Regions from separate parts of the Homo sapiens genome. Here region 2 is linked to region 1. A link is an interaction called in ENCODE POLR2A ChIA-PET data of the cell type or tissue named here. Cell type or tissue: Panc1. All regions are shown on one strand. Region 1 overlaps LRPPRC (leucine rich pentatricopeptide repeat containing). Region 2 overlaps LRPPRC (leucine rich pentatricopeptide repeat containing).

What was found. ChIA-PET counts read pairs that join two places held together with the same protein. Peaks named below come from ENCODE experiments on the same cell type or tissue, not always from the same donor. Only the 100,000 strongest peaks of a DNase experiment are listed, where the experiment ranks them.
Region 2: POLR2A ChIA-PET joins it to region 1 with 5 read pairs; 6 of 35 experiments call an interaction of 5 or more read pairs at or near these places.

Annotation. Positions count from the first base shown.
Region 1 is chr2:43,938,444-43,943,443 of GRCh38, reverse strand. The region is part of intron 23 of LRPPRC (leucine rich pentatricopeptide repeat containing); the gene reads left to right. Among named protein-coding and RNA genes, the nearest start is that of LRPPRC, 55 kb to the left of the region's middle. In Panc1, no CTCF peak of the experiment used is centred here; no DNase peak of the experiment used is centred here; H3K27ac peaks cover 4,483 bases.
Region 2 is chr2:43,988,811-43,993,810 of GRCh38, reverse strand. The region is part of intron 1 of LRPPRC (leucine rich pentatricopeptide repeat containing); the gene reads left to right. Among named protein-coding and RNA genes, the nearest start is that of LRPPRC, 4.7 kb to the left of the region's middle. In Panc1, no CTCF peak of the experiment used is centred here; no DNase peak of the experiment used is centred here.

The DNA of each region.
Region 1 (5,000 bases):
ATTTGAATCTAGTTTTTCCTAGTTTTGAGCCTGATAAGTGTTATTAATAAATATAAGAAAAAAGGATCTTCTGGGGCTTTTGAGTATGTGTCTTGACAGTTATTCAGGTAATAAGTGTTGAAGCATCTTCAGTGCTCCTTTTCTTCACAGGGTATTTTAAATACATATACCATTACAGTTATTCTAGCTTTGATAAATGTTGTAGGAGATGAATTTTACTGATAGGGCAAGATTTACTGAGTTTGTTAATTTTTCCATTTGAAATGCTCTTGTTGGTGCTCAATTTAAGGCATTATTTGCAATGTAAATCATAAAGTCAGTCTATTTTATAATGAATAAAACATTTTAGTAAGATGACTAAGCGTAATTTATCATCTTTTTCTTTTGTACTTGTTTTTGTTTTCTGTTTTGCTTTTTAAATTTCCTAGATCTTCTTTGTCAGCTTTTTCATAGCTTAACATAGTTTGTAATCTGCATTACATGGAGACTGCACTGGCAAATTAGTTTAAACAACCCTAGGCAAACAAAAATAGAAGATAATAATTAAAATAAAATAAAATGGAAGATATACGTATCTGAAAGTAGTAAAACACCGAAAATGAAAAGATACTAATTTAGATTTCTTTAGTTCAATTAACAGGGAGAGCTGAATTTGACTGAAACGCAGAAATATCTCACTGTGGATGTAGTGTGGATGTTGTCCTGTTGATGCCAGGAGAAAAATAAAATATGTATTTTAACGGTTCTCATGTTTTCCCCAAATTTCTGGTAGTTTTTCTTTATTTATTAGAGAGTTTAATTAATTGAATATAATAAATGATTTAGTGTTGAATTTTAAATGTATAATAAAAACCATCTCTTTTAACTAACTTAAAAAAATGTGTGAATACATGCATGCACACATGAAATAATTCCTTTGCCATCCAATCAAAAACAATTACCGGGTTAGATGACTGGTCAAATCTTAACCTCTACAGTCTCAGCATTACATCCTTTTAAAGAAATAGTGATTCAAATAATGACTGTGTTATTGAGTTATCATATTCATAGCCAACTTTATATAGAAATCCTATAATTAATATGCTTCCTATTAGAATTTTTTTCAATTGCTTAAAAGACCCATTTCTGCAAATTGCATGTGCAACTCTACAGAAGGATTTGAAAGAAATGGGCCCAGTGCCCAGAAAAATTAGGCCCTCCTACACTACCGGGCAAAAATAAAATAATTAACAATGAAAATGAGGCCATCGTAGAAAAGTATCTTACAAATAGAAATACTTTGAAGACAGAGGAGACCTGAAAGCTTTCCGAAAGAGGTCTGCAGATGGGGCTCATGAACCAAGGAGAGCTTACCCATGGGAAAATGGAAACGGTGTGGAATTCAAATGTTAACCTAGAGCATCCTCTGTGCTTCTGATTATATCCTGAAGTCAGATATTTCTGTGTCTCAGTCAAATTTGGCTCTCCCTGCTAATTGAGCTAAGGAAATCTAAATTAGTGTCTTTTCATTATTGGTGTTTTACTACTTTCAGATATGTATATCTTCTATTTTTATTTTATTTTAATTCTGTTTTTATTTGCCTAGTTTTTTTTTTTTTTTTTTTTTAGACTACTTTGCTAATGCAGTCTCCATGATGAGGTCTTTCAGTTTCATCTATCATAATAAAAAGGGCTATTGACTCTTTCAGAGTCATGAGACTAATAAAAAGATAAAGGAAATTTTATATTTATGAAATTACAGAAAACAGCAGAAACATTCGTAGTCAGGGGAAATGCCTGGAGTAAAACCCTGACTTTGAAACTCTTTCTCAATTGTGTTTTCTCCAACTGATGGAAGATAGCTAATTAATTCAGAATCATGACAAGTGCTAGGATTAACCACACTAGCCTGCCAAAAAGTCCACGTGTATTCGATTTGATTAAATGTGTATAATCTTCAGTAATATCATGTAATTGACCTCAGCAGGTATGAGCTCATCTGGCAAATGAGCTTTATTTATTCAAACTTGTGATAAAAGTATAAAAAACATTTTGAAACATCATCATAAATCTTCACCCTTTCATTCAAAGGCAGGCATCTTTTTGGCATGTCACTGTAAAAGGCTCTAAAGAGAATATCACTTTCGTGTTGTAATTCTGAAGCAGTTCCATGAGACTGAGTTCCTTAGAAAGATAATCTCTTTAAGTTTCAGTGGATCTTAATTCTGAACCGACTTTTCCAGCATTGGACAAAACACAGGAGAAATTAATACTGTGTCAGTTTGTGTTATTTAGACAATGTAAAAAAGCTTTATGGGTATAGAAAAAATACACTGTTTTTATTCATTTGCCAAGGGAAATCCAAAACAATAACAGATTTAGAAAATTATAAAGAAGTTGGTAAGCTAACCTGCTTTTGTATTATCAAAATGAAAATACTTGCATTGAATGGAAAAAAATTTGCAGTTGAACAAAATTTTTATGTTTCATTTACATTACATTACAGTCTCTAAGCCACGTATTTTACATGTAGTCCAAATGAGTATTATTTCAAACATTTTCTTTTGTAAGTATTTTATCTTATTAAAATCATGCCTGATTCATGGAGATGACAGCAATCCGTCACATTAAGGAAGAAAGAAATGCTTTAAAATAGGTTAAAAGAGTTTTTTATTAGTCTTCATGTTATGGTCAAGGAAATGAAATTAATAAAGTCTGGGCCATCAGATATTAAAGCATAAAAATTTGTATGATGCAGTTTCAGGTTCACTTGTTTTATACCTGATCCATTTTGGTTTCATTGCATGCATTAAAAAATAACTGAAGCTGTTTAACTGGATTATGTTGGTGCAAGTGATCAAAGCAGCTTTAATTTCTGCTTTCCATTAAGGATTTTTTTTGTGCTGGTTTGTGTTATAATCTGTATATGTACATATGCATTTCATTTAAGTGTGTCATGAACTTCATATATACTATCCTCCCAGAATTCTTGCTGAATTAATCTTGAGTTCATAAAGGTCACAATTTCTCTAAGATGAACTTGTAACAATGTTTTTGGAACTCACTGTAACACTTTAATATGTTACATAAATGGGAAATAGGCTTTTTAAAATGTTGATGATTCTGTTACACATGCTCCCCTTCAATTTTAGCATCTTCATTTGTACTGGATACTTTCATTATTTATGGGAATGCTTGCCTTCTAGAGTAAAACTCCTTATGTGCTGAAAGGAAATTAAGGAGGTTTGGCTCTTTTACTCCATTATTGCAATTAAGAATTTAGCATCATCAGTGCCAAAGGACAAAAAGTGGTTCATTTGCCCTAGGGGGACAGGACAGTGATAAGATGATTTTTCGTCAAGGATCATTGGGTCGTAATTAAGTTACATTCATGGCTATTGCTTTTTGAAGGATGATTGGTAAATGACAGGCTTCATGTGCTTAGTACGGACAGTGTGCAGTAGGGTTTTTTCTGCCTCTGTCAGAAAATCCTGTTGAGCCTGATAATGTAAATGTGGCATTTTATTCTGAACAAAAGAGCAGGGAAATGAGCTATCTTGTCTAATCATTCAGTTGTTTAACACCGACTTCCAGTTTAGACTCAATTGGCTGGAAAGCACTTGACATGTGAAGTTAGTGCTGTTCCGAACGCATGTTTGAGTAAATTTTAAAGTAAGTGACAGCTAAATTGTACCTAGGGAAATTACAAAGCCTTCAACACAGTTAATTTTTTGGGGAGGATTAGTTGTAATTGCAACACCAGTCTCCTTGAAGATTCCTCATTTATAGATGATGAACAGAAAAAAAACATTTAGCTCTTTCAAGTGCTGGTTCTCTTAACAGAATAATTTTTGTGAAGATGATGGTTTCTCTTGAATTGGTTTCTTCCCATATTGAACATCTGCTGAGGATTTGTAAGATAGTTTGTTTTTAAGGAGTTCAGTTTGGTTTTTGTTTGTTTGTTTTTTCTTTTTTAAACTTTTTTCTCCCCCCACAGCCCTTCTTTTCTGTAGTGATTGCAGATTTGAGCGCATTTCAGTAAGGAAGCCTGTTACATAAATTGCCACTTCACTAACAATGTATAAGTTTAAAGTACTTTATTCCAAATAAAAAAAATCAATATTTGTCATCTTTCGTTTTTTGTTGTTGTTGTTGTTTTTATTTTTATTTTTATTTTTATTTTTTTGAGACGGAGTCTTGCTGTCTCCCAGGCTGGAGTGCAGTGGCACGATCTTGGCTCACTGCAAGCTCCGCCTCCTGGGTTGATGCCATTCTCCTGCCTCAGCCTCCCGAGTAGCTGGGACTACAGGTGCTCACCGCCACGCCAGCTATTTTTTTTTTTTTTTTTGTATTTTTAGTGGAGACGGGGTTTCACCATGTTAGCCAGGATGGTCTCGATCTCCTGACCGCGTGATCCACCCACCTCAGCCTCCCAAAGTGCTGGGATTACAGGCGTGAGCCACCGCGCCCGGCCATCTTTCTTTTGTTGTTTAAGTATACTCTCTGGGATTAGAAAGTTACTTAGTATAAATTACGAGACTTAAGTTTAAAGCTACTAATAGATAAATAGATAGTTGTCACTCGTGGTTGTTTTAACAATTCCAGATTGTATGAAATACATTTATGATTTTTACAGGTATATGTATTGAGGAATGTATATGAGTTTTAGGAGTACATGTTTCTTGGTATCTCAAAGTAGATAGTTTTATGATTGGTGGATGTCCCATAGAAATGTCTGTCCAGCAAACTTACATGCTACATGGTGTTTGTTTTTCTGTCAGTGACGTTATAGCATACTTCAGTTTCAGAATGAGGACTCAAATGAGTGGTACTATCAGATTTGCCATCGGAGCTTCAAGCTTATTTATCGGGATGTTCTTCCGTGTAATAATGAAAAAATTGTAGTTTGTAGTAGCTCTTTGTAGTCATGTTCCCTTAAGAAGTGAATTCTAGATTCTAGAATGAATTTTGATGCAGGCCAAGTGAGTCTATTCAAGTTAATGAATTTAACTCTATTTTAA
Region 2 (5,000 bases), 50 kb before region 1:
CACTGTAGATTTATTCGTGGCACACCTCACTTGTCTGATATCATTACTTATTTCTCTGGTTTTTTTTTTTTTCTTTAGTAGAAGGTAAGCTATATGAGAGCAGGACTTTGTCTTGTTCACCACTGTGTGTTCAGGTGACAGCAGGCAATAAAGAAGTGATTGTTCCCTCTTTTTCCTGGACTCTGAGCACTGTATATAGTCTCCTACCCGACATCCTGTAAGCATGCCCAGATCTTGCCCACGTGAAACACAGAACCTTTCCTGGAACTCTGTTTACTCTAGAAGTTTCTCAGTCTCTTCCCTGTCCATACTTCTCTGTCCCTTTAATTTCATCACTTTTCATTCACTTTCCTATCCACTGCAGTCACACCGCTGTCAAAGGCCATTATTATCTTATTGATTTTTTTATTGTATTTTTGAAAAATTATTTCAAAAGTGCCTTGAAGAACAGTTGCAAAAATTATTCCTTAAGGTGCCTCGAGGGACAGTTGCAAAACCTGGGTGGTGGGAACAATAAACTAAAAATCACCCTTAATTATGTCAACCAGAGAGCCATTCATTGATAGCTGTCCTTCTAATGACTTATGTATGTGTAAGATGTATGTTTATTTAACTTTTTGAAAGGACCTCTTTTAATTACCAAATCCACTTTTTAGGCCTTGACCTGGCATATTACTCTGTCTTCCATTTTCCCCTTCATGAGACACTTTTCTTGGTATTGATGACACCATTTTTCTAGGTTCTCTTCTCTTTAGGATTTGTCTCATTTGCTTGATTCCTCTTGCTTCTGTTCACCTATTAAATGCTGATGTTCTTGGTAGTTTTACTCGTGGTCCTTCTGTGTTTTCTCAACATTTTCATTCTCTTTTGTGACCTTTTCCATTTTTCAGGGCATTACTTACCTATCTGATGATGTTTCTCCCAGATATGGACCATCTACTACACATCCACCTGCTTGAACTATAGGTACTTCAGAGCCAACACAGCTCAAATTGGACCCCTCCTTCTTCTTTCATCTGTTCCTCTTGTGTTCCCTATTTTCGTGAATGTTGCTGTTTCTACCTGCCTTCCAGAAAGATCCTGGATATCTACATATTTGTTTTCCCATTCATCTCTCACTCCCTTCACCCCCCATTTATTGATTGCACAAATGATTAAGCCCTGTTAGATCTGCTTCATTTGGAATGCATCCCTTTTCCTCCAGCCCCTTCATCATTCCCTAGTCTCCCTGATAATTTGATCATGTCATTTTCCTGCTTACACTTAAGCATTGTGGTGGCTCCCATTGGGTCCAGAAGGAGATCCAGACTCTTTAGCACAGGTGCTTTATGAGCTGGAGTTGCCTCTGGAGCGTCAACTCTTCTGAGTTCCCTCCCATGGCATCCTGCGTTCTAGCCGTACCAGACTACTACTTTGAAGTGCTCTACAGCAGGGCTTCTCAAACTCTAGTGAGCATGATTGCCTGGGGCTCTCGTTAAACTGCAGATTCTGATTTTGTAGGTCTAGTGCTTGTCTGTGGATCTGTAAGGCTTTGATGGGCCATGTTGTATATTTCCTTGCCTTTGAGTGTAATGTTGACTCTTGGAATGTGTCTCCCCTTCCCCCTTAGTCAGGTGTCCCCCATCTCTGTTGAACCTTAACTTGACTGCCTCTCCCATTTGACTGGCTCCTTTCTTGTGCCTCCTCTTAGACCGTGTATCACTAAAGCACCCATTAACACTATGACGTGCACTCACCAACACTCTGGAGCTGGCTGTAAGTTGCTTGAAGGCAGATACTGTGTCTTACTCCTTTTGCTTTCCCTGGTGTTTAACTTTGTGGCATATAGTAGGTGTCAAATGTTTGTTGAGTGAATCAATGAAAATCTTAAGACATTGAAGAAGGAATATGGTAAACTGGAGGAGATTGAAGGGATGCTTAACCCACCCATGCAGTGCAGTGTGTCTACACAAATTCACCCTGAGCTTGATTTCCAGGAATGTCCTATTTGAGGACAAATGAGTATTAGTGAGTGAAATTATTAGACATTAGTAATCTGTTTTCAAAATTGTAGCACCAAGAAGTATATCCTTTTACTTTGTAATATGTGGTCTTGCTCTTCATTTTCCCATCTCAGTACATCTATTTTTCAAATAGATGCTTTCTGGAAAACCAGCTTTTACTCTGTTCTCTTTGAGGTGATAAATACTCTTGCTTTGTCACATACATTTTCCTTGCATTTCTGGATCAGAGCTGCTTTGTGTGTGTATTCTTTGTGTGATGGTTTTTAGCATAATACTTGTATACTTCAGAGGAAAGATAAGCTTTGAGCTCAATCTGTTTGGAAGTAGATCTAGACTAATGATTGGCCTAAAGGTGAAAATTACATATTGTTCTTTGATGGGATGGTGTGATTTTTATTTCTAAAGTTGGAAGAAAACTTTTAGAAAACTCTCATTTTAGAAAAATCTTCTGCAAATATTAAGAATCTGATGGGTCCGGCTGGGTACTATTGTTCACACCCATAATCCCAGCACTTTGGGAGGCCGAGGCGGGCAGATCACTTGAGGTCAGGAGTTTGAGACCAGCCTGGCCAACATGGTGAAATTCTGTCTCTTACTAAAAATACAAAAACAAAATTAGCAATGGTGGCGGGCGCCTGTAGTCCCAGCTACTCGGGAGGCTGAGGTGGGAGAATGGCATGAACCTGGGAGGCGGAGCTTGTAGTGAGCAGAGATCAGGCCACTGCACTCCAGCCTCAGTGACAGAGTGAGACCCCATCTCAAAAAAAAAAAAAAATAAAAGTATCTATACATAAGTTAGCCAGGCGTGGTGGCCCATGCCTGTAATCCCAGCTACTTGGGAGGCTGAGGCAGGAGAATTGCTTGAACCCGGGAGGTGGAGGTTGCAGTGAGCCGAGATCACGCCATTGCACTCCAGCCTGGGCTACGAAGCGAGACTCCATCTCAATTAAAAAAAAAAAAAAAAAGAACCTGATGGGTCCTTTGGGGTTCTGAAATCTGTAACATTCGGCCTCTGCTCTGTGAGTGTAGATTTATCAATCACAGGGCTAGACAGGCACATGTACAACTATTAGACGTGCTGTCCATAAGAGAAGAATATAATATTGTGGTATTTCAGAGAGAGGAGCAGTGCCATTTGTTTTATGGCAGGGGGACATTGAGTTTTAGAGGACACATGGTAGTGGATATTCAGAATGTTCCAAAAATAGAGAAGAGCGTGAAGAGACTTGGAGGCCGTTTATCCCGTGTAGCTGTGTGGGATGTGGTGGAAGTTGATTTCTTGAGGCTACCAAGATTGCTTAGAAGGTAGGTTAGTTGATGATTGGAAGCCGTTGGAGGATTTTAAGTACAGATTTTGACAAAGTTTATGTAGATTATAGGAACGTGGGGATGGAACAACACTGGTATTGCAAATTAGCAGTAATAGGCCTTCAACGAGGTAGTAAAGAACTGACGAAAAGATCCGTTTCTTGAGAGAAAGAGAACAGAAGATTGGTGAGAGTGTTAGCAGAATTAAGAAAAGTAGATTTGGGGATTAGGGTAAACAATGGTACCTTTAGAATAGATGCTGATTACTTTCTTTTTTTTTTGAGATGGAGTCTCGCTCTGCCACCCAGGCTGGAGTGTAACGGGGCCATCTCGGCTCACTGCAACCTCTGCCTCCCAGGTTCAAGCGATTCTCCCACCTCAGCCTCCCAAGTAGCTGGGACGACAGGCGCATGCCACCATGCCTGGCTAATTTTTGTATTTTTAGTAGAGATGGGGTTTTGCCATTGCCATGTTGGCCAGGCTGGTCTCGAAATCCTGACCTCAGGTGATCCACCACCTCAGCCTCCCAAAGTGCTGGGATTAAAGGCATGAGCCACCGCACCTGGCCTGATGTTTATTATTTTCAAAGTGTGTTTGTAAACATAACATCATACAAACATTTCAACTTCCGTGGGTTATTACAAATTAGGAAACAGGGTTAGAAGTATAATTTATTCAAGACCTCAAGTTGAGATTCAACTCCAGATACCGTGATTCCCGTTTCTGAAATGTTTTACATATGTTGCAACATATGTTACAAGTGTTTTACATATGTTACACATTTGATCTTGTCATTTTCCTGTTTACAGTTAACTGCCATGGTAGTTATCATTGGGTGCAGAATGAGGTCCAGACTGTTGTGTTTTAGATGGTGAAGGGATTACTTATGGACAAAAACATTTTTTAAAAGGCAATATATGATATAAACTTGGGATTTAAAGACTTTCACAGGTAAGTAAACATAGAAGATCTCAGAATGTATCTGGAAGGGATCTTCATAGATTCTGAAGAGTGTCCATGTCACATTATCGGTCCCAATCTGGTTAACTGACTTTGCATTACTTCCTCCATAGGTGAGACACAGGAGACATCCCATTTGACTGGAGGATCCTGGGAGATGGAAGGGAAATCTCGATAGGTGGAAAGGAGTGGATTGGTATTTCAGGCCAGAAGGTTGTTATAAAGTGTAGAAGGGTGGCTAGTAGCTTTTTTAGTCTAAAATTCTGTGATTTACCATAAAGCATAAAACTGGGGCAGCTAAATTTGTCAAAAGTTTTTGGAGAATTCAGTTCTTAGAGGGAGAAAGTTCATTGTGACTTAGTTTTATAAAAGATTTTTTAGGCCAGGCCCAGTAATCTCCGCACTTTGAGAGTCTGAGGCAGGAAGATCACTTGAAGCCAGGAGTTCAAGACCAGCCTGGGCAACATAGTGAGACTCCTGTCTCTAGAAAAAAAGAAATTAGCCAGCTGTGGTGGCATGCACCTGTAGTCCTAGCTACTTGGGAGCTGAGGCTGAGGTGGGAGGATTGCTTGAGGCCAGGAGTTCAAAGCTGCAGTGAGCCATAATTGCACCACTGCACTCCAGCCTGGACAACAGAATGAGACCCTGTCTCAAAAAAAAGATAAAGGAAAGATATTGTAAAAACTCAGAGGCATTTGGTCAGGCGTGGTGGCTCATGCCTGTAATCCC